Regions from separate parts of the Homo sapiens genome. Here region 1 is linked to region 2. Evidence: chromatin loops called from intact Hi-C (ENCODE). Cell type or tissue: OCI-LY7. All regions are shown on one strand. Links, peaks and the distances in the headings refer to the core of each region. The heading gives the core; the rest is flanking DNA.

Evidence for each region. A loop is a pair of places that touch in the nucleus more often than their neighbours do. Peaks named below come from ENCODE experiments on the same cell type or tissue, not always from the same donor. Only the 100,000 strongest peaks of a DNase experiment are listed, where the experiment ranks them.
Region 1: it touches region 2 in a loop (5-fold over the local background); 40 of 110 quality-filtered maps call a loop at or near these places.

The regions. Positions count from the first base shown.
Region 1 is chr11:26,641,957-26,658,039 of GRCh38, reverse strand. It overlaps ANO3 (anoctamin 3), which reads right to left. Exons shown (of 27, transcript NM_031418.4): 22 at 16,011-16,083; 23 at 14,706-14,858; 24 at 10,184-10,331; 25 at 1,835-1,915; 26 at 1,559-1,664. Among named protein-coding and RNA genes, the nearest start is that of SLC5A12, 72 kb to the left of the region's middle. In OCI-LY7, for the core only: CTCF peaks have their summits at 7,852 and 8,057 (motif pointing right); a DNase peak (open chromatin) is centred at 8,069.
Region 2 is chr11:26,275,685-26,291,767 of GRCh38, reverse strand. It overlaps ANO3-AS1 (ANO3 antisense RNA 1), which reads left to right and starts at 3,761. Exons shown (of 3, transcript NR_132968.1): 1 at 3,761-3,808; 2 at 4,219-4,440; 3 at 5,612-6,183. It also overlaps a transcript of ANO3 not described here. RefSeq lists an enhancer at 6,947-7,006. In OCI-LY7, for the core only: CTCF peaks have their summits at 4,902, 5,104 (motif pointing left), 6,500 and 6,711 (motif pointing left); DNase peaks (open chromatin) are centred at 5,097, 6,717 and 6,947; H3K4me3 peaks cover 995 bases.

The DNA.
Region 1 (16,083 bases), core at 3,502-11,501, 370 kb before region 2:
AGAGATTTTTTTGGGGTAAGAACTCAAAAGCATGGGCAATAAAATCAAAAATAGACAAATGGGATCATATCGAGCTAAAAAGTTCCTGCATGGCAAATAAAAAACATCTACAGAGTGAATAGACAACTGATAGAATGGGGAAAATATTTCCAAACTATCCACCTGACAAAGGATTAATACATTTGATGAAATATCATACGGAAGACAGAAAAAATGTTCTAAACGTGGATCAATCTCATGGCTAGCTCTCTATATATCTAAAAACAGTAAAATGGGGAAGGCACAAAATAAGTTTCATGAAACAATACCATTGAAGTAATTTTGAAAAAGAACACTCAAATTAATACTATGTATTTTTTTTGTAAACAAACACATGTGCAAGTAAATATGTGGAAGAATTTATACGGATGAAAAGGGAGTGGATGTTTTTGGAATGGGTGGGTAATGGAATTAGCAGTGGTGAAAGAAGAAGAAAAAAATAGTGAGGAAATTACATGGATCAATGATGACAGTTTGCTTTGAATCCATGCACTCTATTAACTTTGTTCATTTGAGCTCCAAAATAAGATGGGGGGAGAAGTGTAAATAAAAACACAACAGAAGTTTTTTTAATCACCGGGTTGGAAATATGCCTTAACTCTTATATTAGACACTCTCACTTCATCAGGAGACATGTATATAGGTGCAAAGTCGTTAAATAACAGAATTTCAGTCCTCGATGATACCCTTAGGGGTAAGCATTTCATTTTAAAGATGAAGGATACTTCACTAAAAAATTTGAAGTACTTTTTGGAGATCAGTTGAGAGGTGTATTACCTTTAAAAATATTTGTTCCAAAAGTCTTAGTCATAGCTACCTTTTCTCTGAATTAATTGGTGTGGCCATATAAAACAGATTCATTTAAAGTCTTTTTATTGACCTTAGTGGTACCTCAGAGAGTAGATACTCAATATATCCCAGTGCTAAATTATTCACTGTATTGAAATAATTGTATGCTAAACAAGGCAATAATACAATAGCTTCTGCCAAATTTCTTCACAGGATTACAATCAGATATTATTGTATGGATCTGATAATCAAAGTCTCTGAATTTTTAAATAAAATGTTCTCAAGCACAATTTATTGAACCATCCAGTGTTGCTTACACAAATATATAAGTGATCAACTGTAATTGGAATTGATTGTTCAGAAAATCAGTTTTTTCCATCCCAATGAATCGATATGGATTCTTTTATTGGATGATGAAAATCATCCTTTCCTTTTTAAACTTGGTTACTAAAAGGCTCAAAAGTAGGAGGCTCAAAAGTTTTCAGCTCAACTGTGCAGTAGCTTTTTTATTAACGCTGATTTCCTGGTATTTAAATTAATGTACACTCTTACATTATTCAGCTCTTGCTTTTCTGTACTTGTAATAATGCTTTCATTGTATTAAAGCCTTTTACGGGACCTACTTAAGTGTTTTTATGGAAGTCTGAGGAACTGATTTCAAAGAGGCAACTGATAAATCATTTAGAAAAGCATTTATCTATAGTAATTTTCATCTCAGCTTGTGACTAACCTCAAACACAATAATGAAGGCCAATCTAGCAGCAAGGATATGCCAGTATTGTAAAGTAAACTCATAGGGTTTGGAACTCCAGGGCGGGCCTCTGTAGTCTCTGTACCTGAAATCCACAAAAACAAAGAGAATGACAAATAGAGATCAAAGAGTGGAGGCCCAAATTTTCTTGATTTGCCAAAATGCCAAAATAACAGTTTAAATGTCCTCATTAACATGCAGGGGGGAGTACTTGGAATGGTGAAAGCAAGCAGGAAAGATAACTATTATAAGTACCTGCAATAACCAGATTTTCCCATACCAAGCTCACTCAGGTCAAAGAAGGATAGGCTATTGTTGACATATCCCTTCAAGCAACTGGGAGAAAAGAAAAATATCATGTGATTCAAAGATTCATACGTTTCTAGCCTAATTATTTTATTACAAATGCCAGGATTTTACAAATGTATTATTCTTTCCATTCTAATGATAAACTTTTAGCAACCAAGCTCTTTTATTCCATTCCCTAACTCTCATAATTGTACCTTAATGAGACAGATTCCTGCCCTGCCGTTTTCTCCCAATAATTCCTATCTTGCCTTTTCATCTGGTTTATGTTTATTAAGTAGTTACTACACACTAGATATTTTGCTAATTACTTTCTATGCATTAAAACTCTATAAAATATGTTTTATAAATATGCATGCACATAATATTATTCAATTATAATTAAGTAGTTAATAAACATTGCTTATTTTTTACTTAACTTATTAAACATATATATTTATTCAAGACCTATGATTTGCTGGAAAAATTATCGATGCTTGATACTTAACAGTGAACAAAACAGGCAAAAACCCCTATCCCTGTGTAGCTTACATTCTAGCAGGGTGGGAGAGGGGAGAGAGATGCACACAATAAACATAATTAATAAGTAGATTGTATAGAATGTTAAAATGCAGTAAGTGCTATGAAAATAAAAATGAAGTAATTCTTCCAGATGGGATATTGTTAAGTCAGCATTCCTACGGTAACAAAAATCAAGTTTTTAAAGACATTGAAGATGTATGGAAACAAGAACTACATGAATGTTCCAGAGAGAGAAAAGTCCTTCCTAGGGAAATTGGCAATCACCTATTCTTTCCCTTTCCTGGAGGCATTCATTTGTCAAATCTGGGTGAATACTAAGAATTAGGCTCAGCAAGTCAGAGTGTCTCTACCAAGGGCAATAGAAACCAATGAATTTTACCAATTGCATGGGGCTGATGTGACAGATGGGAAGGTACAGAAGCCCCAAATGCCTGGATGTTTTCTCATGAGATATTTGCTAAGTTCTTGGGCAGCCTGGAAAGCTGGGGGTGGGAGTGATTTGATTTTCAAAAGGCAGAATGAAATCTTCTAGAGTGTCACAGCACTTAAGAGAAAAAGGCCTTCTACAAATCCTCCTGCAAGAAGGAGGGGGCCTGCCACTAACACACAGCCTCTCAAACTTTTGAGGCAGTGGGGGCAGAAAGATAAGTTTAAATTTTCTATAGACCACAAATGAATCTCATGACCAAGTGGAGCTAATTCTCGCAATACAAGGTTTTTTCTATCATATAAAATCGCTCAGTGGAACTCACTACATTAACAGAACAAAAAGAAAATCATATGATCATATTAATAAATAAACAAATGTTTTATAAAATTCAACTGGAGACATAATAAACTCTATTCAACAAACCAAAAATCTGGTAGGATCTTAATGTGATGAAGAATATCTACATAAATACATATAGCTAATATCATATTTAACAGTGAAATGCTTCATATGTTGAACACTTTCTCCTGAAGCCAGGGAGAAGACAAACGTTTCCCTTGTAACTATTTCTATTCAACATTGCCTACACAAGTAGAAGAAAAAGACATAACTGGAATTAACATAAAGAAACAATATATAAATATGACTTTATTCACATATGGTATAGTTATATACATAGGAAATATAAAATAATCTAAAAACCATTTGAATTAATGAGTGAATTTATCAAGGTCACTAGATAGATACAAGGTCAATATAGAAAAATATTTCTATATACTAGCAGCAAACAAAAGAAAATAAAATTTAAATAAATACTATTTATAGTGACATTACAAATACCAAATATCTGGGCATAAATCTAAAAATGCCATATAGGACCTCTACACTGGGATCTAAAAACAAACAACCAAACCACATGTCTCAGAGAATTCAACGAACGCTTAAATAAATGGAGTCAGCATGTTTCAAGATTGGTTGTTAAAATGTCAATTCTCTCAAATTTTTAAAAAATGGTAACTGATAAATTGAATCTAAAGTTTATATGTAAATGTAAAGAATCTATATTAGCAACGTCGATGTTGAAGAAGAAAATGTACAGAAGATTACAGCACATAATATTGACTTACTGTAAAGTTACAGTAATTAAGACACTGTGATCTTCATACAAGGAAAGGCAATAGACCAATGAAGAGGAGATAGTTCAAAAACTGATCCACAAATACACATTCACCTGATTTATGACACAAATGGCACTGCAATCCTTGGTGAAATAATTGTCTTTTCAAGAAATGGTGCTGGAGAAATTGGATGTTCTTAAAGAAAGTAATGTAAAGTTTTGACCACCTCACAACATAATAGATTAGGCTAAGGGAAATTGGAATTAGGGGTTTAAAATTTCACGTAGAGTCCTTAGGGTAGACTTTTTTAGGAAGATAACACGAGGAAAGATTAGGAGTTGAAAGAGGCAGCCGTGAGGGTATCTGGGGATGGACAGTTTCAAGCAGAAAAAGCAGAGACCTTGGCACGTACTGGGGACTGTGAGAGGGCGGTGGTGGTGGAAACAAAGGGAGGGAGGGAAATAGTGCCGGAAAACGAGCTCAGAGAAGAAGCTCCCTTTGTATGAATTTAAGGAGGATTTTGGCTCTTAGAGTGAAATAAGAAGACACTACTGAGTTTTGAGCACATGAATTACATGAATGAACTTAAGTTTTAAGTAAGATTATTCAAGGATCCAGGTGAGAGATGATAGTGTCTTGAGCTAGGTGGTGGCAGTGGAAGTGGTATGAAAAGGGGATGTTTAGAAAGCAGGGTCAACATGTTTTCCAGTGGGTTGTGTGGGGCGTGGAAAAAAAAAGTATTCAAGGCTGATTGCCAAGGATCATGGCCTGAGCCACTATAAATATGAAATTGCTGTTAATTGATATGGGCAAGACTGAAGGTTAAGCAGGATTGGATGAAATTCGGACTTTAAATTTGGGCATGGCAAGTTTTAGATGTTTATTAGACAGGTAAGAGGAGATGCCAAGCAGACAGTGGAATATTCAAGGCTAGAATTCAGGTATGAGCGTAGATCGATCCATGAAACTGAATTAGATGGTCAAGGAAATAAATAGAAATACAGAAGATAATAAGTCCATAGATTGAGCCCTTGGGGAACTCCAAAACTAAAGCTGAGAGATGAGGAGAACTAGCAGACATGACTTGGCAGGTGTGGCTGGTGGGGTAGCAGGAAAACAGAAATTATGTGTCTTTCTGAAAGTCAAGTGAATAAAGTACATTAAGAAGGGAATGCTCAATTATCAAATGCTGCTGAGAAGCCAAATGATGTGAGAACTGGAGTTGACCAGTGGGTTTGACAATGTGAAAGTCATCATGACATCTCAACGGAGCCATGGGGCATACACATTATCGAAGAGAGTTTAAAAGGGAAGAAGAGAAGGGGAATTGGAGAACATAGGAACAGAAAACTCTTTGGATGTAGTTTCTGTTATAAATGGGAGCAAAGACATAAAGATGTAACTGGAAGGCAGCCAGGACAAGGGAGGACTTTATCTATTGACTAGAACAATAAAAGCATGTTTCAATGTTAATGTGAAAATGTAAATAGAGGCAAAATACATAATGTATGAGAAAAAGGGGTGAATTACTAGAATGATGGTTTCAGATAGGGAAAGAAGAAGAGATCCAGGGCACAAGTGGAGGAATTTTGCCTTCAGTATGGGAGCACAGATGGTTCTATTTCTAGGAACTTGGAGGAGGCAGGCTACATGGGACACATACTGTAGGTAGGAAGATGTGATAATAGACGTCTGTGGAAGATCTTTTCTAATTGATTCAATTTTTCTTAAGTAGGAAGCAAGATCAGGTCAGAGTGAGAATAAAAAAGGAGGTTCAGAAGGCTTGAGGAGCAAGGAGAAGCTATGACAAACTTCTCTAAAAAAGTAGACGGGCAAATGGACTAGAAAAATAAAATACGTTTGTCAGGTCCACACAAAGTATGTGATACAAATTTAAAGTGAAACTAGTCAGTGTGGTTGTTCATTTTCCTTCATTTGCATGCAGCTGCATGAGTGCAGTGCAGAGTAGACAAAGAGTCTGGAGAACCAACGATGTGATTCTGCAATTCCGTAACAAAGTGAATGGGGGAAAGGACCTGCGTATCCAAGGAAGTGGTTACGGTGATTGGGCAACTGGTTTGTAAGATGGTTAAGGATGGAAAAGAGGACATCAAAGGAAAGGGGAGGGGCAAGAATGAGTTATTATGACCAATGCTTTAGAGATCCAGGTGAGTTCAAAGAATTGTTAAAATTAATTTTTACAACAACCTTAAAACATATATATTTTATCTCCATCATAATGACTAAAGAATTGAAGTTTAAAGGGACTAAGTAACTTCCTGTAGGCCTATAATTCCAAAAACGTTTGCCCTCAGAACCCCTTTGCATTTAGAAAAATTATTGAGGATCTGAAGAAGCTTTTTTCTTTTTTTCACAGAGGTGTATCTATTGATATTTTAAGATATTTGAAATTAAAGCTGAGAAATTTAGAAAACGTCTATTACTTCATTTAAAAACAAAAATAATTTATATTAAGGTAAATTAATATAAATGACCCGTTTCTTAAAGAAAAATACCTATATTTTCCAAAAGAAAAACATAGTGAGAATGACATTACTTTAAATGTTTGCAAATCCCTTTAATGCCTGTTTTAACAGAAGACGGCTAGGTTCTCATATCTGGTTCTATATAAAATCTGTTGCAATATGTTGTTTTGGTTGAAGAATAAGTAGAAAATCTGGTCTCATGTATTGACTATTTTAATAGTATTTGAAACAATTGTGGATATTTTTCATTGACATTCCGTCAAAGCTCTACATGTGATACTTTCTAAGGTTTAGTTGCAATGCGGAATTTTAAACCATATCAATGACGTTTTCATTCTGTTACATTAAAATCCCTAAGTCTAACTTGCATTTTAAATTCATCTTTTATTCATTCATGATTTTATAACATCAAATATGGGTTATTTGGAAAATTAGTTCCTGGAACCATGCAGCTCTTCCAAATATTGACATATTTTTTACTATAGATCATGAAAAAACTCACAATTGTTAATATCACCATTTATTTTTATCAGAAAAAAAATTGGGAAGCTTTTAGGCTCAAAGTGGTAAACAAAAGTTATCCAAAATTCTTAACTTTCACTTCAGTGCTTGAACTTTTTCAATGGCAATAAATATAGCAATTATTTTCTTTAAAATGACAAGCTAGTAGTGAGCATTCTGTAAAAGACTGCTAAGTATCCAAGTCTGAATAATCATAGTTTGTCTGGCAATCATTATTTCATGTTGGAAAAAAGTTTGCTCAGTTTGTAACTCCAACGATCACATGAGTATTTTTTTTCTTTGAGACGACCATTACGCTTTGGCATTCAGCAGAAAGTGGTTTATGCACACTTCCTATTTTGTCACATAGAATATTTAAAAGGCATCTATTCAATAGTGGAGATTTTATTAAATCAATAATTATTGCTGCTTCACTGAGGACACACTGAACTTCTTACTGAAATTTTTTATGTTGGCCAAATTATGGTGAGGAATACAATCACTAGCAATACTGTTTGGTGCCACTGCCTTTAGTTATGCAAAACTACCAGAAACTTTATTCACCAATATTTTTGGATCACTAGGGAAAATGTCAATATATGAAAAGGGCAAATGATATCTTAATTTCAGTATAAAAATCGCATCGACTTCATGGACCCCTGAAGGAGATCTGCAGACCACATGTTAAGAAGGACTGCCCTCGGAACCTAGATTCAAACACGCATCTATCTGATTCTAAACCTTGAATTCTTAATTACAGAGCTATGCTGGCTTCACTCCATTCGTTGTCCATACTAGAACAAATAATTTATCATTTCACCTACTCTTTTGCCAATATCCTCCCCTCCCACTGTCATCTTCTTCCGCCACCTTGCTCCGAAAATTTCCAATCTGAATGAATCTATGCCAATTTAGCTGCTAAGCATACATGGAAAATAAACAGGGTGCTCCTCTGAATGTGTGGTGTCACTGTAACATAAGCCCTCCACATCTTTGCTTGAAATTAGTCTATATTCCTAACCGATGAATATGGAGATGTCGGGCGCTATCTACACGAAAGGCAGGCGCTATCTACATAAACGCAGAGTGCTAGATACCCAGTCAATCTCATTTTCACCTGCCACTAGGTGGCAGTGAAGACACTGGCAAATAATGCTATGGAAGAGGGCTCCCTAACAAGCCTGTATATTTTAAATCCTTAACATCTGCTTCTAGATTATTTTGAACTAAGAAAAAACAGGGTTTTTAAAACTACTAATACGAAATCCCTCTTACACTTAAATTGTGCTTTAGAGTTCATAAGATCTTATTTCAGACACCACTTCTTAATCATAAGGGCTATGAATATATATTTTTTTTTTGAGACGAAATTTTGCCCTGTCGTCCAGGCTGGAGTGCAATGGCGCGGTCTTGGCTCACTGCAACCTCCGCCTCTCGGGTTCAAACGATTCTCCTACCTCAGCCACCCGAGTAGCTGGGATTACAGGCGCCCGCCACCACGCCCAGCTAATTTTTGTATTTTTAGTAGTGAGGGGGTTTCACCATGTTGGCCAGCCTGGTCTGGAATTCCTGACCTTGCGATCTGCCCACCTAGGCCTCCCAAAGTGCTGGGATTACAGGCGTGAGCCACCGCGCCCGGCCGAACATTTCTTATTATGAACCAACTAGGTCCAGATTAATGACATGCCTTTTACTAAAAAGCAGAATACAGGATAAGCATGTCTAAGTTTAAAACTACAGAAGTTTAATATTTACTCATTCTATATTGTTAAGGGCAGAAATAATTAAGAACAGATTATCAAAAAAGTCAGATTCTACTGTTATATACCTTTAAAATGTGTACATGAATAGAATACATCTGAAAAGATGGGTTCAAAATATTAGTAATATGTATTTCTGGAATGGAATTATAGTCTCGTTTTGTTTTTGCTAGGGTTTTTATGGCCTTTTATTCTTCTGTATTTTCAATTATCTCTAAAATAAAGTAGACAATTTATTATAAAATTTTAAAAAAAGGCAAAGTTACAACTCGAACCTAAAATGTCCGGCTTCAAGTTAAAATCCTTTGACAAGACCCCACGATATGCAATACATAAAGGAAATATCCATCCCTTTATCACCTATCTGAAACAACTGAGACATTTATATCCAGAAAGGTATTTCATTGATCTGAGAAAACGTCAGTTCCTCAGCAGAGTTAACAGTGCATTTCCTCCTATTCCAGGGCTCATCCTGTTGTGGCACATGCCCTGCATCCGGATCAGCTGCACACCCAAAGCTACTCCTGAAGGAAGCAGGAGAAGCAGCTTCTCCTGTCGCTTCTTCCACACCTAAGGCTGATCTCCAGCTACAGCTCTGTTTCATGTGCCTCCAACTCCTCTCCGTTCCTCAAATCCAATGCCCTCTTACATTTTTCCCCCAATACCTTATTTAAGTAAGGAAAGAGCTGAGAAAACCTGTATCACCTAAAGCAGTGGTTCTAAACTGGGTCATTTTGTCCCCCAGAGGACATCTGGCAATGCCCAGAGATAATTATGGTTGCCACAACTTGGGGAATAGTGAGGTTACTATTGGTATCTACCGGGTGGTGACCAAGGGTGCTGCTAAACATCCTGCAATGTACAAGACAGCCCTCTGCCCTCCATGAAAAGACAGAATTACCTGATCTAAAACGTCAATAGTGCAGAGGCTGAGAAACTATGTTGCAAAGAGTGGACTTAAATTTTAAAAGAAAATACATGGGAGACAGGATTTTTTGCGTCCTTAAAACCCCTAGTTGTAAATTCCTTTTGAAAATCTCCAGTCACAGAGCTGACAGTTCCTTCAAGTTCTGCTTCTTCCCACAAACTAGCACTGCTCCATTCAGCAGTTTGATTAGCCAGTATAGGTTGCAATTTCCCCATCTATACGGTAAGAAGATTGCATTCTTCTTACCATCTAGATGGTAAGAAGTTATTCTAAGATAACTTCTATTTACAGAATGTAACTTCTAAATATATTTTTAATATTTTGATACTTGTGATGCATTTCCAAGTAAAAACAGTAGACGGACTCTAAGATTATTTGCTATAATAACACTGTTGTCCTTTTTACCTTGCTTGATTTCACCTAATAAACACATTATAAATGCAATGCTTAGAAACACCACCCTTAATGGTCACAGAACAAAACTTCCCAGTAAGATCCTATTTTAATTACAAATGTAAAACATATCAGGAAAATGTTTAAATTTAAACCTTACTTTTCACTTGGTTCTACATGATTTGCACAGGGGCCATATTTGTATTCATAAACAAAACGTGGGATGTAATCAGAAGTAATAGCAATTACAAATGCATTGGTGATCACAGCCAATATACCGATTCCTTCGAGAATTCCAAGCCAGATACCTGGTAAGAGAAAGATTAATCATGGTGAACAAAAATGAAGAATATGAAAACCCTGTAATTAATCTTATTTTGGAAATAATGTTTTACTTATGTTGGAACCACAGCTCTGTCCACTATGTGCTTTCTTATTATACTATCTCAATACAGACATTATAGCTATCGAATACACTTTTTCCACAAAGAGAAGATATATCTCGTCTAGAAAGATTCAAAAATTGAAATGCCATTAGGACTAGGTTCATGTCTGCAACAATGAGACATGGCACAGGTGCACAGGTGCACAAGATATTTCAAAGTCTAATTTACAGAACTTGCTGAGGCAATAAAAATAGTACATAAGAATCTTCAAGTTCTTCATGGTTATGCACACTGTGAAATATCTGCATTCACTCTGGGGTTTGTCTTTATCTTTGTCAAATGTCTTTTTAAAGTAAAAATACAAAAAAAGCAAAACTAGTCTGGTGGTAAGAACTGAAAAGTTCTAGTAGACATTTTTTACTTCCTAGGAGGTCAATCTGGCATCATGAAAATACATACACACAAAAAACTTTTGAAGATGTATAGTATATAGAACTAGTATACTATTCATTATAGTCAAAACTAATGTTTTCAGTGGGATTAAACTTAGTTTTAAAAATATGTATGAGAAAAAAATATCCTGGAAAAAATGCTCTACAGCACTAAAGGTGATTATGTAGCATGCCAACTTTCTTTCCTCCCACACTTGGCATTTCAAAATTTTTATGAAGTACTACATTGATTTGTAATTAAAAATAATAATTTAAAAACATGTTAAAGTTTACTTGATGAGGAGATCATAAGACAAGAAACCGATAAAAATCATATTTGAGTACATTAAAATTAAACATTTATTTGTACAAAAGTCACAATATTTAGGCAAAAGAAAATATTTTGGGAGAAACTATTTGGTTTACAAAAACCGACAAAGGGTTAACATGCCTAGTATACAAAAAGATCCTAAGATGTTAATAAGATAAACCTAGAGAAAAATAGACAATAAAATGAGCAATTTGCTTTCTGAATTAAAGTAACTGATAAAAAGAAGTTTAAATCACTAGTATTCAGAGAAATGGCACTCAAAAATAAGATTTAAAAAAATCCAATAGATTGACAAAGATTTGAAAGTCTTACAAAATCTAATGCTATTTAGGGATTGTGGAAACAGAAACTCCTTTACAGTGTGACTGGAAGTGTGACTTGTTACAACATTTTTGGTAATTAATCTGATACATCTTAAATTAAAATATGCAAACATTTTAATCCTACTTATTGGGATCTATACTACAGATACACTATGCAAACACATATATATGATATGTACTACATATGTAATAACTATGTACATATTTATATTTATAGCTATGACTGTATGTTTATTCCTGCTTATAGTGGGAAATAAGTAAATGGTTATAAAATTTATGGTGTATCAGTATTATGAATATTACTATTCTATTAAAATAAATTAGATGAATATGTTTTGAGCTGGAGAATGTTCATGAAGAAAAAACAATGCAGAATTCTACATATGTGTACAAATATATTTTTTGTATATTTCTATGAGCAAGAAAAACAATGGCAAAGGATAAATGCCAAATTGATAGCACTGATTCCCTGAGGTAGAAGAGAAATATAAAGGTGAAAGATTACTAACTGTTTTCTTTATACACTTTCGTGTTGTCTGGCTTGAGCAAAGTAAAATCCAGTAGTTTAGAAAACACTTACCTATCTATGGGAAGGTATAGTAAATGCTCACTAAAGCTGAAATGGAAGTTTTTTAAAATTTATTTTCTAGATTTTCTTTAATGTGCTTATATTATTTTTATTTAATTTTAGGTTCTGGGGTATATGTGCAGGATGTGCAGTTTTGTTATAGAGGTAAACGTGTGCCATGGTGATTTGCTGCATCTATCAACCCATTATCTAAGTATTAAACCCAGCATGCATTAGCTATTTTTCCTGATGCTCTCCCTCCCTCTGCCCCCCAAAAAGGCCCCAGTGTGTGTTGTTCCCCTTCTGTGTCTATATTGTTTAAATAATGAAATCAATAACATCACCAAATTTAAAGGACAGCAATAATTTTAGTTGCTTAAAATATGGGAACTCAAATTGCATTGTATTCAGTCTTTACAGATAAGTATATTTTAAATAAACTTTGATGACAGTATAATATATAAATGGGTAAAATTAATTAAAAGGATAACCTTGCAGTATTAGCCAGAAAATCTCCCCTCCCAAAAAAAGACATGTGGAGCTGCTTTCCAATATAGTTGGAGTTTTTATTTAAAAACTATAGTTTATTAAAGCAGTATATGTAATAAGTAGCTCAATGGGAAAAGTGGATTATATAAATATAATTAAATTTATAGAGAATGTAGTATAAAATAATAGAAACAAAATAAGTTCAAAAATTGAATTATTTAATAAATGGTTTTGGAAAAATTGATTAAGCATTGGGGAAAAAAATCCTGGACCTCAATTTTATCAACAACATATTCCAGATAAATCAACAATTTAAATGAACAACAATTAAATGCATCAACAATTTAAATGAAATAATAAAATGACAGCAAACAACAAGCAAATACACAAAACAGAACAGACATATCTAAATAATGAAACAACAATAAATACAACAGGTGAAAAATCATTAGTTCTAAAGTACCTTTTTAAGAATGTCAAAAATAATAACTATGAGAGATATATGTCAATTGGATTATATATAAAATTTAAAACCTTATCCAAAATAAAGTGAATAAATTGAAAACCAGCATCTCTGTTTATATATATATGTACACACACATATATTTATACACACAGTTATAGTATGTATATATGGTATGTGTGTGTGTGTGTGTGTGTGTGTGTGTGTGTGATTAGTATTCCCAATAAATATAGGGCCAGATTACCAAATCAGATTCAATGGCCACCAAATGACCAAAGAACATAAACACAATTAGCAAAGAAGGAATACAAATATACTTAATCTCACGGTTAGAAAAATGCTAGTAAATAGAACAACAAATTTTTTCCTCTTCAGATTCTCAAGGATAGAACAACAATCCAAAAATCCTTTTTATATTTGGAGTTGTTGCAGAAATAGAGAAATGTACTTATGATGACAGTGTAAATTGGCACAACATTTCTGGAGAACATGCTGCCAAATTACATATCAAAAATTTAGATGTGCATACTCTTTGAACAGGTGCTCCAGTCTAGAAATGTATCCTGAGGAAATAATCTGGCAAACTATATGTGAATATGATCACTTCAGTATTGTTTATAATAGCAAAGTACTGAAGCAATCTAAACATCTCTGGCTAAAGTAGTATTTTTAAAAAATGTCATATACATATCATAGAAATTTGTGCAGGAATCATACAGAATGAGGCAGAGCTGTGTCTATTAACATGGAAAGGTATATATGAAATCCGTTTTAGTTATGACCAAGTTTATGAAATAGCATATTGGATGTAAACTTAATCTCAACTAAATTAATGTTCCTTTTATTATTTTCATAACTAAAAATGTTAAGTTTTGTTACGGTTGGAAGGGTGTCCTCACAATAGAAAACCACATGGTGCTAAGTAGGACCAGCTTATGTTGTCTTAGTGCCTTTATGCTGCTATAATAAAATACCTGAGACTGGGTAATTTATAGCGAACAGAAGTTCCTTGCTGTTTTGGAGGCTAGGAAGTCCTAGATAAATGCACCAGCAGGTTCAATATCTGGAGATGGCCTTGCTTCCAGCTTCCAAAATGGCACCTTGCTGCTGTATCCTCTGGAGGGGACAAACGCTGTGTCCTCACATAGCAGAAGGTAGGAAAGCGAAAAGGGGATGAATGCTGTGTCCTCACACCACGGGGAAGTGGAAGAGAATGAAGTCACTCCCTCAAGCTATTTTTTGTAAGAGTCCTAATCCCATTCATGAGGGATCATGGCTTAATCACTTCTTTTTTTTTTTGAGAGGGAGTTTCACTCTGGTTGCCCAGGCTGCAACCTCTGCCTCCCGTGTTCAAACGATTCTCCTGTCTCAGCCTCCCGAGTAGCTGGGATTACAGGCACCCACCACCATGCCCGGCTAATTTTGTATTTTTAGTAGAGACAGGGTTTCTCCATGTTGGTCAGGCTGGTCTCGAATTCCTGACCTCAGGTGAACTGCCCACCTCAGCCTCCCAAAATGCTGGGATTACAGGAGTGAGCCACCACGCCCGGCCAGCTTAATCACTTCTTAAAGGCCTCTTAATACTATGACACTGGCAATTAAGTTTCAACATATGAATCTGGGGGCACACTCAAACCATAGCAACCTATTGGTGTTAGCAACGTAAAAATCATTTAACTTCCGAATCTTACCTATGTCAGTTGCTCGGGCTGGCAAAGGCCTCCGCCATTGAGTGACAAATTTGTATGCATCCAGCCTGATTTCAATGATATTGTTTAACAAAGCCAAAAGAGGGGCTAGAGGAAAAGCCGCAACAAAGATGGTGGTAAAACCAAATTGCAAAACTGCAAAAGAAGAGCATTAGGAAATTACTATATAAACTTCCTTTGTGACAAATTTGGTGCTTTATATAAATTGCTTTTAATGCTTTCAACATCCTTACAAAGTAGATAGCTTTATCTCATTTTACAGTTAGGACAACCTTATTTCATATATGTTAATTAAACTTGCTAAAGGGTAGATAGCTAGAAAATGTTGAAACCTTTATTCAAATTAAGTTCTGAATGTATTGAAAGTCTATGGGCTTTCCACCTCTATATAATGCAGCACGAAGGAGAGAGAAAAAGAAGAAATAGAGGGAAGATGGGAGACAAAACAGAGGAGGAGGAGAAGGAGGAGGAAGAAGAAAGAATAAGAGATGGAGGAGGAGGAGGAAAAAGAAGAAGAAAGAGAAAGAAGAGGAGGAAGAAGGAGGAGGAGTTAAGATTCAGAAGTTAAGATTCAGACGGAGTCTGTGCAAAGGTTTATTGTGAAAAATAATTATTGCTTTGCGTGAGTAGAATGGTAGGTTTCTTAACATAGAAACTGGTTCAGCTGGCCAGGTGCGGTGGCTCAGGCCTGTAATCCCAGCACTTTGGGAGGCCAAGGTGAGCAGATCACCTGAGGTCAGGAGTTGAGACCAGCCTGGCCAACATGGTGAAACTCCATCTCTACTAAAAAATGCAAAATTAGCCAGGCATGGTCATGTGCACCTGTAATCCCAGCTACTTGAGAGGCTGAGGTAGGAGAATCGCTTGAACCCAGGAGGTGGAGGTTGCAGTGAGCCGAGATTGTGCCACTGCACTCCAGCCTGGTTGACAGAACAAGCAAGACACTGTCTCAAAAAAAAAAAAAAAAAAAAAAAGAAAGAAAGAAAGAAAAAGGAAAAGAAACTGGTTCAGCATTATTTTGTTTGCTTCAAATATTTGCTCATAAAATAGGTGTTCCACTGTGAGAAAAACTTTCATTTTGGTCAATGCATGACTCTCAGAGAATAAAACATGTGAATCTGCCAAGAGTTAGTATCTCTAGCTCCTTGAGATGAAGGTGCAGACGTGTTTTAGAATGCTTGGGGTTGGAAAGGAAAGAGATAATTTTCTCTGTTGAACCAAAGCTTCTGTGAAGTAGAAAAATTGTATCAAGAAGGCCAAATAGTCCTGCAGATTTTTTTTCCTTACCCATTTCTAAGTACTCATCCATCAGTCCATGAAGGTTCATGGGCTGCAGATTCCAATCATTTTCCCACTGAGG
Region 2 (16,083 bases), core at 3,172-11,171:
GCAGAAACTCTACAAGCCAGAAGAGAGTAGGGGCCAATATTCAACATTCTTAAAGAAAAGAAATTTCAACCCAGAATTTCATATCCAGTCAAACTAAGCTTCATAAGTGAAGGAGAAATAAAATCCTTTATAGACAAGCAAATGCTGAGAGATTTTGTCACCACCAGGCCTGCCTTACAAGAGATCCTGAAGGAAGCACTAAACATGGAAAGGAACAACCGGTACCAGCCACTGCAAAAACATGCCAAAATGTAAAGACCATCGAGGCTAGGAAGAAACTGCATCAACTAACAAACAAAATAACTAGCTAACATCATAATGACAGGATCTAATTCACACATAACAATATTAACCTTAAATGTAAATGGGCTAAATAACCCAATTAAAAGACACAGACTGGCAAATTGGATAAAGGGTCAAGACCCATCAGTGTGCTGTATTCAGGAGATCCATCTCATGTGCAGAGACACACATAGGCTCAAAATAAAGGGATGGAGGAAGACCTACCAAGCAAATGGAAAACAAAAAAAAGCAAGGGTTGCAATCCTAGTCTCTGATAAAACAGGCTTTAAACCAAAAAGATCAAAAGAGACAAAGAAGGCCATTACATAATGGTAAAGGGATCAATTCAATAAGAAGAGCTAACTATCCTAAATATATATGCACCCAATACAGGAGCACCCAGATTCATAAAGCAAGTCCTTAGAGACCTACAAAGAGACTCAGCCTCCCACACAATAATAATGGTAGACTTTAACATCCCACTGTCAACATTAGACAGATCAACGAGACAGATAGTTAACAAGGATTTCCAGGACTTGACTCAGCTCTGCACCAAGTGGACCTAATAGACATCTACAGAACTCTTCACTCCAAATCAACAGAATATGCATTCTTCTCAGCACCACATTGCACTTATTCCAAAATTGTCCACATTGTTGGAAGTAAAGCACTCCTCACCAAATGTAAAAGAACAGAAATTGTAACAAACTGTGTCTCAGCCCATAGTGCAATCAAATTAGAACTCAGGATTAAGAAACTCACTCAAAACAGCTCAACTACCTGGAAACTGAACAACCTGCTCCTGAATGACTACTGGGTAAATAATGAATTGAAGGCAGAAATAAAGATGTTCTTTGAAACCAATGAAAACAAAGACACAACATATCAGAATCTCTGGGACACATTTAAAGCAGTTGGTAGAGGGAAATTTATAGCACTAAATGTACACAAGAGAAAGCAGGAAAGATCCAAAATTGACACCCTAACATCACAATTAAAAGAACTAGAGAAGCAAGAGCAAACACATTCAAAAGCTAGCAGAAGGCAGGAAATAATTAAGATCAGAGCAGAACTGAAGGAGATAGAGACACAAAATCCCTTCAAAAAATCAATGAATCCAGGAGCTGGTTTTTTGAAAAGATCAACAAAATTGATAGACCACTAGCAAGACTAATAAAGAAGAAAAGAGAGAAGAATCAAATAGATGCGATAAAAAATGATAAAGGGGATATCACCACTGATCCCACGGAAATACAAACTACCATCAGAGAACACTATAAACACCTCTAAGCAAATAAACTAGAAAATCTAGAAGAAATGGATACATTCCTGGACACATACGCCCTCCCAAGACTAAACCAGGAAGAAGTTGAATCCCTGAATAGACCAATAACAGGCTCTGAAATTGGGGCAATAATTAATAGCCTACCAACTAAAAAAAGTCCAGGACCAGATGGATTCGCAGCTGAATTCTACCAGAGGTACAAACAGGAGCTGATACCATTTCTTCCAATCAATAGGAAAAGAGGGAATCCTCCCTAACTCATTTTATGAGGCCAGCATCATCCTGACACCAAAGCCTGGCAGAGATACAACAAAAAAAGAGAATTTTAGACCAATATCCCTGATGAACATCGATGCAAAAATCCTCAATAAAATACTGGCATTATACATATATACACACACATATATATATACTGGCATTATACATATGTATACATATATATACACATATAGAATATATATACACATATAGAATATATATACACATATAGAATATATATACACATATAGAATATATGTGTGTATATGTACATATACACACATATAGAATATATGTGTGTATATGTACATATACACACATATAGAATATATGTGTGTATATGTACATATACACACATATAGGATATATGTGTATATGTACATATACACACATATAGAATATATATATTCTATATATGTATATATGTACATATATACTTAGAATCAAAGGTAATAATGTATATGAAAATTTTTGGCAAAATAGGCAGTGCTATATATATATTAAGGATTATTATTATTATTAGAATGATTATTTAGTGCCAAATATGTTTTAGGTTTGGTGTCAAATTACTTATATTCACAATCACCAAAGTTCACCATGAGTATTATTATCCCATTTTTATTACTGAGTATGCTCAGTTGAAAAAATGAAGTTAGTTGCTTAATAAAACAGAGCAAATGTCTGGTGTTCCCAGGACATAAATCCAAGTCTGCTGATTTCAAGGTTTATCTGTTTCCTGCTACTTTTTTTTTGCCTGTCATTATAAATCCCACACAGATAAATCTCTATTGATGCCAATTTATATTAAGAGATAAAATGTGAAGAAAGTAAAATCTATAAAAGGAGACCTGATATGTATGGTTTACCTCCATATTCCTAAGGCCTAGGCCATTGCTTGACAGTAGGCACTCCATAGTTGTTGAATGAATGTAATATTAAATAGAGTAAAGTCACACTGAAATCCATTATCCAGAAACTTTATTATTAAACGACTGAAATCTACCAGAAAACCAAAGATTGTGCTAAGTTGTAATAAATTTGAAATCTGGATATTGTACTTTATCCACCTATTGTAGCTTCCCAGAGGGACATTTGCAGGCAAATAGGTATGGCATATTAGATCCATGGCACCATTTAATTTCTTCAATTTAAAAATGCCAGTGTTGACTAATTTCGTGTATTCAGGTGGCAAAGTAATATTCCTCTCACTTCCTTTCCTATCTTGCTGCTTTCTCAGGCATGGTACAGATCAAAAGAAGAAAATGGTTTGCTTAGGTGTTTTCTTTCCCTATTGCTCCAGACACATAATGGCCAGTGAAATGGATCTGAAATTGGAAGGAGTGTAGAGGCCACCGGAAGTATACCTATTTATTAACCCCAGTTTGTGTTCATTATCATTGAAGCTAAAATGGAAAGCTCTTCTGGGAAGGTCAGAAAAACAAAGGAAGGAATCCCTTTCCTACCCACTCACAGAAAGCTGACAATTTAAGAGTCCAGATTTATAATTTGTCCTATATGTTGGTTTTTAGAACTTAAAACAACAACAACAAGGAAAATCCCACTGTTACTGCCAGCTGACATGGACTCTATCTGTGTTTTTCTGAACAACCAGTCTGTCAAATGTCAGTGACAATTGATACCTCCATCATAAACTTCCACTTCTTTATCTTAAAAGCAAGTAATTAAAAGCAGGCTGATGATTCCACCTCTAAATTCACTGGCCTGTCACAGGTGAAGTCAGCGTCGCCAGCCACCCTTCTCTTATGCCTCTCCACTCTACCCTGCTTCCTCACTTAGCCTCCTGGTCTAGCAGACATTCTGATTTTCCAGAGGAAGGAGTGTTATTATGTGCCTTTCAGAATCATTTGATTAATTTTTTGACATTAGTCTACCCTCTACAGTGTGAACAACGCATAGTATATCTGGAGAAGAATGTAGAAGAGAAATTAAATTGACAGAAGATTCTCATGAGGCTCTTTGGAGGTAAGCATTTTCTATTATTTGACAAAGTTCTCCATTGGTTTCAAAAGCCAAGAGAAGAGGAACTTAGAATTTAAAGAAAATAAATGTGAGTTTCAACTCATCCTCTGCCATTAATTCCAGTTTGATATTTGATTATGGCACTTACATTTTTTCAGGGCTCTTTTCACACCTAGTAAGTGGTTTCTAACTAATAGGCTAGTTGAGAAACTATAAATTAGTGGTTAAGAACAAAGGCTCTGGATTTATAATCTGGATTTGAATCTTCCTGGGTTTAAATCCTGGTTTCACCGATTATTAACTATGTGACTTTGGGTAAGTTGCTTAGAGTCTCTGTGCCTTTGTTTCCTCACCTGTAAATGAGTGACATTATAACAGTACTTATCATATATTTTTGTTATGAACATTAACAGGATACTGGTGAAGATCACAGACTCTGGAACCAGAGTGCCTGGATTTAATGTCTGTTTCTATTGCTTAATGACTGTGTGACCTTGGATAAATCACTCGACCTCTCTGTGCTTCACTTCCTGTATCTCTAAAATGGATATTGTCATCTGCTTTACTGGGTTGTTGTAAATAGTAAATGAATCAATAAACAGATGTAAGGTACTTAGACCACTGCTTGGCACATGGTAAGCATTCAATACATGTTAGTCATCATTATTCGAAGGACGAAGTTAAATACAGGATTCAAAGCTCATAGCATATTTATTAATTGTGTATTAAATATTGTGCTAGGAACATACAATAATGTTCAGGACAGACCGGGCTCTGCTCTGGTGGTGCAGATAGTCTAGTCTAACAGAATATATTAGTCACTCTATCAATTCGGCTTTCTCCTGCCCCACAGTTTCTGACTTGGTAGAAAAGCATGTCAAATATCCATGAACCTAATTGTACTGACAATAACTAGTGACACAATAATTGGGCAGGTAATGTAAAGGCAAAATCTTGTGCTTCCATTGATTTATAACACTTTGTTAAGTTTATAAACTCCTTCCTGCAAAAATCTGAATGTCTGTTGGCCCAGAGTTCAATAAAGAAAACACATTAAGCAGAGAGTCTTTAGAAGGTTCTGGTGCAAAGCTAACGACTCTAAAAAGATAGTTTGGAGCTAAGCCCTGTTTGTTTTAACATTCCAAGAGCTTCTGTACCATCCAGTAACAATAACGATCAGCAAATGAACAGAAAGAACCCCTGCATTTGAGGAGCTTTGTGTCTATCTTGTATGGAGACCAAAGCCCACCCGCATTGCCAATTACTGAGTGGTGTGTCAGCATCCATATCGCCATCTTCTGGGAGAGTGTTAGAGATGCAGACACTCAGGCTTTGCCCCAGACCTACTGAATCTTAACTTGTATTTTAACAAGATCCCAAGGCAATTCATATCACATGAAAGTTTGGGAAATGGATTATAAAATTACTGTGCAATTATTATACAATTGGTCATACATTAGAAACACCACACATTAGAATCACGGGGGAAACTTAAAAAATGATGAATGCCTGGGTTTCAACTAAAATAATTCTGACTTAACTGGATGCCTGAGCATCTGAAATTTAAACATTTTTCCAACATGATTTTGCTGTGCAGCCAGAATTCAGACCCCTGAACTAAATATTGACAAACCCCAGGCCTTTATATCAAAATACAACTATTTATTTCATGTGCTCTAAATGAAACAAATGTTAAGGTATACTGAATACAAATATTTTGTGGTTAAGAAAGTTCCCCCTAACCTTTGATTATTTCACATGCTGTTTTCAGAGTCCTGTGAACTATTTTTCCCTTTGTCATTTCAGGATTTAGAATGCTGACCTGCTTATTTTCATATGGAAGACAATAAGCTGATTCCCTGTAGATTGAGCTAACGGCCATCTGTTATGATGGGACAATGCTGATTCAAGAAGTGTCATTTGCCACTTTATCTGATGTCAGGAGGCAACACATGAAATCTGAGGACCTTTAATAACTCACAACACCTTGTGTGTAAGATCCCCGGGGAAAGGCAACCCCAAATTAGAAACATGTTTCACTGGAAGGGCACTCACTTACTGATACCTCAGGGACTCCACTTTGAGGGATGCCTTTATCATTCATACCTTTCCATGGCATGAATGGAAAACTGCTGCAATGCTGCTTCTGTCCTAATGCATTTCATGAGTCAGCATATGACAAAGGGAAGGGACACCCAGGTCAGCCCCATCATTGTATCTGAAACCAACACTTCGAATATAATTGGAATGATTACATACGATTCTAGATGTTGAGTGATTAGCACAGCAAGTGGTGCCCAGTTGGTTGCTATTATTACTGTTGTTGTTGACATTATGATTATGCTTATTTTGTGTTATTTATTAAATGAATATACTTATCCCGTAAGACTCCACGTGCTCCTAAAACTCCCCATGGGTGAAAATATTTGTCTCCCATAATGTATTCCTTTATAAGAAACAGAGATTCACGGACCATGTTTATAAGGTAATCTTTAATTGTTCTTAAATATGTATTAAATATTCATTTAAAATAAGAATAAGAATGCACAACAAATAAGACAAACCAAAATAATTTTATAAATCTTAATAACAATGACATCTTTCAAATTTCATACAACATGTCTTGCTTTATTTTTAGATTCTTTTTCCATCACAGTTTAATTTAGATGCTTTGTTGCCATTATGCAAATTATGAGTTTCTTTATCTTCCTATATTTTCTTACTCCTAAAGTTCTTGGTTAAGACTTCAGGCTCTTTTACAAAATATGCATTACTATTTTCTAAAAGATAACAAAGTGAACTTTATTAAGATTAAGTTTGTGGGTGACCAGTAAATACTAACCTTACCATAATTAAAAAAAAAAATTGTACACAGTAAATAAACCACATAGTGGTAGCTCCCCCTAGTGGAAATTCTGAAGTAAAGGCGGTTTTAACAAAATAGTTCCAAATTGGCAGGCTTGATTCAAGTATATTTAGAGATCACCTATGCCAAATATCCACAAACTTAAAGGAAGAAAGATGAGTATTCAAAATATGCATCTTTTTCTTTTCTTTTGAGACGGAGTCTCGCTCTGTCGCCCAGGCTGGGGTGCAGTGGGGCGATCTCGGCTCACTGCAGGCTCCGCCTCCCAGGTTCACGTCATCTTCTGCCTCAGCCTCCGGAGTAGCTGGGACTACAGGCGCCCGCCAGCACGCCCGGCTAATTTTTTTTGTATTTTTTTTTTAGTAGAGACGGGGTTTCACCGTGTTAGCCAGGATGGTCTGGATCTCCTGACCTCTTGATCCGCCAGCCTCGGCCTCCCAAATTGCTGGGATTACAGGAGTGAGCCACCGCGCCCAGCCCAAAATATGCATTTCTTAAAGCAATAAATCCAAGAAACTATTGATTTAGATTCTTCCACTTCTGAATTGAGAGACCCGCGGGAAGTTAAAAGCTCTCTCATTCTCTGATTTCATATACATATAATGAGTACAAAAACACTCACCTCACAGAGTTGCTGTAAGGATTAAACAAAATCTATTCCCCACTTCCAGTTGATCTCCACATCGATAAAAGTGTGCAGCATGCAGGAATCAAATTAGAATCCTCTTTCTCCCTTACTTTGCTTCCCGTTCAACCCATTAGGAATTCGTGTTTTATTCTATGCCACTCCACTCCATATCGGCACTTAATCATCTGGCCCAAACCACCATCACCTCTTGCCTGTATTATTAGGATAGGTCCAAGCTGCCCTCTGCTTCCTTCTCTTGTTTTCATTAGCTTCATGGTGCATGCAGTAGACTGAATGAAAGCTGTGTCATGTCAGCCTCGGGTCCAACCCTTCAATTGCTTCCCACTGCACTTAGAGCACTTCTGGCCCTGTCCTCCAAGGCCTGCAGTTATCTGGGAGCTGCCTGTGCTTCCCTCCTCCCGCCATACCACCCACCTACACACCCGCCCCAGCACAGTTCCCCCACATGGGTCAAATACTGCAAGTCTCAGGACTCCTAACTGCTTTTCTCATTTTTCATGTGTCTTGTTCTGGTGCATCTTGCAGGTATCAGCTTAAATAACCTTTACAGTTTTCTCTATCTAAATTTGGTCTCCCACCTCTCAGTTTTCCTTTTCATAGCATCCCATTGGTTCCCATCAGGGCATTCGTTACAATTTGCAGTTATATGTTTGGTGGCTTATTATCTGTCTCCTCCATTAGAATTTAAGGCATCAAGTCTGTCTTGTTAACCATTAGATTTCTAGTACCCTGGAAAGTTGGTGTTTTAAAGTCTCTATTGAATAGATAAATAGATTGATTCATTTTTATAAAATTACTGGGCACACATTTGCCTGAGTAGGTACTTACTAAGTGAGAAATCTCACTAAGTGATAATCCTTTTCTCTTTCCAGCAAAGTATGTGCTCTATTAGTTCTCAGTTCTGGTCGTGATTATGAACTACTTTTCATGTTGTACTGATTGTTGAATGTTTTACATAATTAACCAATAGTGTGGTTTGTCTTCTCAGGCTTGGAGAGCAGATTTGCAGTGAAGCAAATAAACCCAAAGCCCAGAGTTACTCGTTTCCCCTGGACCTTCTAAGAACAGAAAAAATGCTCGCTATATATATATATATATATATATATATATATATATATATATATATTTATTTATTTGTTTATTTTGGTAAGATATGGTTATGCTAACAGATTGGTGAATGTGACATTCATTCAAAGAGGATTAGAGAGTAGCTCCTACACGAAAAAATGTGACATGCAATGACATCATATACCTTGTATAAGAAAGGAAATTGAAAGAAGACTTTCCATATTTGACAGTAATCTGAAAAATGTATATGGCAATACTAATAAGTTATGAAGCAAAACAAAAATTTAAAAATTATAATGTAAAATAGTTCATCAACCATTTTAGATGAAGCAATGATTTGTTTTTCAATTTTTTTCTGTAGAAAATATTATTAAAATGCATTCAAATAAAGACTCAAGGAATATGTAGTCTAAATGTAAGAAAAATAATTATAGAATTGTGATAGGCAGTTACTAAAGACACATACCTCATGTTATCTTTCTGGATTTTGTGAATGATGTTTGTGGGTTTTATGGCCATTGACAAATATATAATTTCTTTTATTTCGTCATTCACTTTCTAATTTTCTATTTATACTTTTGTATTCTTTTTATTCAAAAATTTCCCCAAATTTAAGACTACTGAGGCTTCATGAAACCTGAATCTTCCCTGATGCTTGGTAAGATGATACAGACTAAGTATTGTTTTCAACTGGATACACTGGAGATATAGTCTTGTTTTTGTTTTCTTTTTAGTCATGTAGATGAGCTTTTTAAAAATGACACAAAATGGCCTACACAATTCCAACAGTAGTGGATTCAAATTCAATTTCTTAATTAAAAAAATCTTATCTTTTACAGGAAGGAGTAAATACACATAGCAATATTTTCCAAAGCCGAGAAGAAGTGGAATAAAAGAAAATATTGGAAAAACAGCAATCTAAAAGTTAAATTAATATGCAGAATGCAGGCTATGACTTCATCTAATTTTATTAGAAGTTCATAAAAGTTTATGTCTGAGTTTCCTAACAACCAACAATAAGAGATAAATTCAGACACATGAATCAGATAATCTATTACAAAAAAAAAAACAAAAAAAATGAAAACCTGTTTGTTTATGCAAAGCCCAGTTCAGATTTATTTCTGGACTTTAGATATATGCTTTTCTTTGGTAGCTGATGCGGAAAACACTCCATGATATGAACAGCATCATCAACTACATTTTCAACTAAAAACAATGAGTTTCAGAAATTTTTGTCTAACACCCTCCGAAGCAGGCTAATGGTATAAGTAAAATTTAGGAAAAACAAGCTCTATTGACAACCCAAATAATGTAACCCCAAACACTGCTTCATAGGTCCCTGCTGCTAGTATTCCAAGAATAAACAGTGTGTCGGTGCAAAGTAATGGTTTTCATGTTTTTGCTTTGGCCTGGGAGGATCTTAATTATGACTAATCCACATGGTTGTATAGACGAACTGCATGTCTTCATATGCACATGTGCTGGGTTGGGGCAAAAATATTCCAAAAGAGATGAGGAGCTTCTTGAAGACATTTGCCTGAATGTCTTCAAACTTAACTTGCCATAGTTGCAGAAGGACAATGGGCAAAGATATGTCTCTTCAAGCAGTACTTTCAGGAACTTATCAGCATATAACCAAGGTCTTAGGCTTTAGAATTTTATATTAATCTTTAAATAAACATAAATATTTCATGCTTTCCTGACAAAATATTTTTATTTAATTGCACCTGTACCTGTTAGAGTGTACAAATAAGAATAAAAATGTTTTGCTGACTCCTACTTCCACAAATAGAAATTCCTAGGGTGGGGTCAAAATTTATTTTGCATAATTAACTCAGATGAGAAGAGTCTTTTTGTTAATTTTAGTTTAAGTGTGAAGAAGAACCTCTCCCTCAAGTCATCTGAGGTGGAGTTTGGACAGGTTCTTAGCTAATAAAAATTTAGGAGTAGGGTCCCTCTAGGCCTATCTCATTATTTTAGTCATAATTTTTCTATGCTCATGAGGAGTTCAGAGTGGTTTGGAAATGCTCTTTCAAACGTGAATATGATTAGGAAATGGTTATTTCCTCTTCATTCATTCAGTCATTCATTTCTGGAACAGAAATTGTGTGCCAACTATAGGATTATATATATTAATACTACACATTCTGAAGCCAATATGACTGTCATTTATGATCTGTATGATCTTGGACAAATTACTTAGCCTTTCTATATCTTTATTTCTTCATCTGCAAAGTAAAGATATTAATGTTAATTATTTCACAGGGTTATAACAAGAATTAAGTGAGACACTATATGAAAAGCACTTTTAATGGTGTTTGGTATCTAGTACAGTATTGGCACATCTGTGTGCCAATGCAGGGGATAAAACAATGATAGAGACAGATATTATTCATGTTCTTACTGATTTTGGCAGCCCTGAGAATGAGCCTGTCAGATCTCTGGCTCCCAGGAGCATGTATGTCCAGCTTCCCAATTGCTGTGCTATAAAATCTATTACTGCTTTTGTGCAGAGGCCTTATGGCTTCTCCCTGTCAAGAACCAAGTATAGCAGGAATACTAAGGTGGCACCATTCCTGGGAGACAGGGAACTCTTTAACAGGTGACTGATTTTAGAACAAATTCATGCTTATTGGGCGTGATGGTAAATATTGTCAACTTGATTGGATTGAAGGATGCAACGTATTTTCCTGGGTGTGTCTGTGAGGGTGTTGCCAAAGGAGATTAACATTTGAGTCAGTGGACTGGGAAAGGCAGAGCCCTCACCCGCCAATCTGGGTGGGAACCATCAAATCAGCTGCCAGTGTGGCCAGAATAAAAGCAGGCAGAAGAACGTGAGAAGACTAGACTTGTTTAGTGTTCCTGCCTACATGTTTCCCCTGTGCTAGATGCTTCCTGCCCTTGAATATCGGACTCCAAGTTCTTCAGCTTTGGGACTCGGACTGGCTTCCTCGCTCTTCAGCTTGTAGATGGCCTACTGTGGGATCTCACCTTGTGATCATGTGAGTCAATATGCCTTAAAAAACTCCCCTTTACATATACATCTATCCTATTAGTTCTGTCCTGCTAGAGAACCTTAATACACTAGGATTTAGGAATGGTGAAGGCTAGCGGGGTAGATGTGATAATAAAAAGAGGTGACACAAGACAACTCTTTGTAGTGATGTAATAATCCTTTATCTTGAATTAAGTAGTAGTTGCACAACTCTGCACATGTGGTAAAATGACATGAACTATACACACATATTGTACCGATGCCATTGTCCTGGTTTTGAAATTTTACTATGGTTGTGAAAGAGTTAACAATTGGAGAAGATCATCATCAAAAATGGTAGCATAAGAACCCCTGAAAACTCTTTTTCATTAAAGCAGTGAGAAAACTCACAAGCATCATCAGTGTCATTTCTTTTCGAGAAATCTGGAAATGAACCAAAGATTTACACTAATCCAGGGAGAGTTATTGAAGAAAAATGGCTTAATTCATTAATAAGAGCAAGTATTGGGTATTTTGACTTATTCTACTCCCATCCTATTCTGTTTAGGTCTGTAGTAATCTTAAAATAAAACAGCCTACAATCACAGTGGAAATAAGGAGTCTTGAAGTTGCCGGATGGACACAGAATGAGATTGGGGCCCCTTTAAAGCCTCACTCCCAGTTGTCACTATTTATCCAGTTTTCTGGTTCCCTGGGAGACCCCACTTGCAAGTCCCTGAAGACCCTACTTGCAAGGCTATCTTGATTTGACTTGAAACAGAGCTCACAGAAATGTGCAAAAAGACAAGTGATGTTAAATATCTGTCCATGTGCTTCTTGACTATTTGTACTCTTCTTTGCAGAAATATCTATTCAAATCCTTTGCCCATTTTAATAGGGTTGTTTGTCTTTTTGTTGTTGAATTGTAGGAATTCTTTATTCTGCATATGAAATCTTTTTCATATACATGATTTGCAAAGTTCTTTACAATTATGTATCCATAGGACAAACTTTCACTTCATGGACTTGAAAACAACAATAGCAAAGCAATTCAAAGAGGCAGAAATCTGTTAAGGAATCTATTTTTGTGCACTATTTGTGTTGGAATATTATTTCTAATATTATAAAATAATAAATCTAACTTAGGTAAAATTGTGAAGCATGTTCAATTTCTCTGTTTCCAGACCTGATCTTTGAAAACTTGAAGGGAACTAGTTGAGATAGGGACCCATAAGAAAAAAGCTTCACAGACTCTAGGGAAGATACATTCATTTTCTCTCTCCTGGATTATTGGAGTGGTCACCAGATATTCTTTCTTGCTTCTAGTCTCCTCACATTCAATCTATCTTGCATACAAAATTGCCTCTTTTCAGGACACTGGAACTTCCCTGACCTCTCCATTGAAGGCTATGTAGGGTGATCTGTAAGTACTGGAGCATAAAGGTAGAAAGGTAAAGATGTCTACATAGCAACTTCTATTATAAAAGAATCGTAGTATACAAATCCCAATATACAACACACATACCCACACACACATGCACACACACAGACATTAAGTCTAGTTTAGTTTCCCTCAGAAGAAGACTGAGACAAAATTTCAAATACAAATAATGTGCTTAAGATGTGCAGAGAACACCAATAGAGAGGTGGGAAGGTGATAGAGGAAAGACAAATAATAGAGTATATTAACCTGAAACTTAGGAAATCTAGTACTGTTTGTATTTGAAGTTTTATCCACTGTAGAATTTTGAAACACCAGTGCAAAATGTAATGTGTCAAAATTAGTACATCTGAGGTTCAAATTGGTCATGATTTGTGCCATCTCTAGAGAGCCATCTATTGGTGGCTCCCAGCTTGAGCCTACGTGAGTGACAATAAACAGTAAACAGTAAAGTCTGAGGGATACATGTGACTCTGCACTCCATAAAAAATTTAAAAAACCCAGTCTTAATTGGATCACATTCCAAAATATTCTGTAATGAGTCATTACTTTGTATTCTCAACACCACTAAAACCCTAATTTGTCTGCCTGTCTGATCCATTATCCTAATACTGGTTTAATAGGGTAGCAAGTAGCAGTCCCATTCCTCACAATTTTCAAGATTAATAGGTGGGTGGAAAAGTGTGAGCCTCTTTCCAAGGAAAATGAGCAAGGGTCTTCATGTTGTTCATCCTAGAGTTAATTGCCAATGCCAGAAGAATATGATGCTCTGATTAGCCAGATCTAAACGGTGTGTCAGTAATGACAGCAGAATTGAGTGAAATAAATAGCACCGGAAGCACACGGGCACACACAGAAGCAGAGAAAGAGAATCTGGGGGTCGTTACTAGACTGATAGGATCAATAGTCAATACTAAAATGATGGAGAGTGGATGCTGGGCTGTGAAAATAGCAGACACCACCAAAATGTCTTACAAGGAAAACCATATATTGAATTAAGCTCAGTGTTTGTCCACCAATTCATGCTTGGAAATGCAATACATCTTCTTTATATATTAAACCCATCTTTTATTCATAAAGATATCTTTACTGGGTATTTTTTTGATCACAGGCAAACTAACACACTTTAAGAAGATTGTCCAAAACTCACAGTCCAGAGATGATGTAGTATGAAGTTCAAGGTACAAGTAGGAAAAAGAAATAATCTGGAAAGTTTTACAGAAAGATGATATTAAGCCAAGAAAAAATTATTATCTATTTGGACAAGTCTCCTAAAGAGAAAAGAAAGAAAAAGGAAAAAAAGGCATTTCAAGCAGAAGGAACAGCCTATGTGAAAGCATGTAGTTATGAAAAGATATGACTTCTCTAGGTTAGCGCAGTTCAATTTGGCTAGAATCTCAGGATTCAAAATGAAGGAGCAGCAAAAGTCAAAAAGATTTTGAGAGACAAATTGTGAAAGTTTTATTTACACTGTGTTAAGGATTTATACATTAACTTATTGCCATTAGGATCCACTTAAGGATTCTTAATAGGGAGGTAAGATGACAATATGAGAATTCAGACATCCTGGGAATCAAAAGAAATTCTTTAATATATATCATGATCCATCTATGCTAAAGTTTCAATGTAGCGTGGGCAATTCTATCTTTTCCTTCCAAATTGTTTTCTCTTCTATTTATATAATGAGAAATATAATGTTTAGCCTTTCACTAAACACACACACAATGCATTACTTACAACTGCTTATTTTTATTAAAATGTTATTCATTTAAATTCATCAAAAATAGTTACTAAGAAAAAAATCACATGAAGGATATTTTGTGAAATAGAGAGATATCTACTTTTTTATATGGATGGATTTATTTCTGACTTAAATTACCCCTGCCCCCAAGTAAATGAAGGTAGAACCAAATTCCTGCAGTGCAATATGAATGGCAGCCACTAGAGGGCAAGCTTACCGCGTGCTGTGATTAGATACCACACAACTGCTTGAAATTAGACCACATTTAAGCAACTAAGGTGACCTCAGAGGAGGTTACAAAGAGCCCATTACTGCAAAAGGAGAGGTCAGTCTCTCAAGTGACAGAGGTGAAATATCATTTGAGTCTCTTTGAAGTCACGCTGACCAATTATACCCATCAAAGCCCAAAAGTAATGAAAACCAGAGAGGTGAAGGATATCATTTTGATGGAGATGACCTTTAGAGGGAGGTAGGAGTAAGGTTAACCAATTTTATTTTTATGTGAAAGAGATAGGAGCATATTTCAAACGCATTGAATTGGCCTTTGAAAGCGTGGTCTAACCTAGTGTATTCCTAACAGAAATAGAACAAAGTGGGTGATGCTGTTTTAACTGAGAATCATGGCTAATCTGCTGAAGTATAACTCCTTAGGGAATATCCATTTTATGGAAGTTTATTTGTTTAGAAACGGATCCCTATTTGAACACCAGCATGACCATCCTAAGACAGCCTGTATGCAGTTAGCCTCATTTCACTTAAAGTGTTGGTGTTTCTTGGAAAGAGCAAAGAGTTATACAAATATCAAATTTGCCTATACAAATGAAGCCAGAGTTTCTCGAATGGGGTCTGATGGGCCCTGATTCAGACTCACCTGGGGATGGTTGCTAAAATTTTAATTCCTGAGTTCTTTCCCAGATCTTCCTAATCAGAATTTTTAAGGTAGAGTTTAGGTATCTGCATTTTTCACAAGAGTCTTAGGTGACTCTTCTCATATGCAACGATATTTGAGGACAAATAAGTATGGTATCTTTTGGGATACCGATATGAAAAATGGGTCAGGAATGGACATGAAACTTGGGCCAGGCTCCAAAGTGCAGCCAAGGGTTAACTGTTTGCTGATATGCAAATGCACATACTTTCATCAAGCAAGCAAGGCCTCCCTTGTGCAGAACACCCATATTTGGCCGCTAACTCTAGTACACATTTTGTGTATATTACTGTATTTTAATCTTCCCCAAACCAGTGAAGATGATAGTGTTATTCCCTTGAACAAATGACAGTGAATACAGCTTCAGAGAGGTTAAGTGACTCATTTAAAGTCACATATTTAGAAAGCAACCAAACGAGAATTAAAAGCAAGATTATTTAATTAAAGTTCTTTAGCTAAAAAGGAGACAAGAAAGGAAAATCTTCAAACATTGATGTGGTTTCTTGTGTTAATTCTCTCACTGTATATTAGTCCTTGGTTATTGGACTAGATGCCAGAAAGCACTTCAACACCACCTTGAAATCTGCTGCACTAGAACATTCACCCTATGT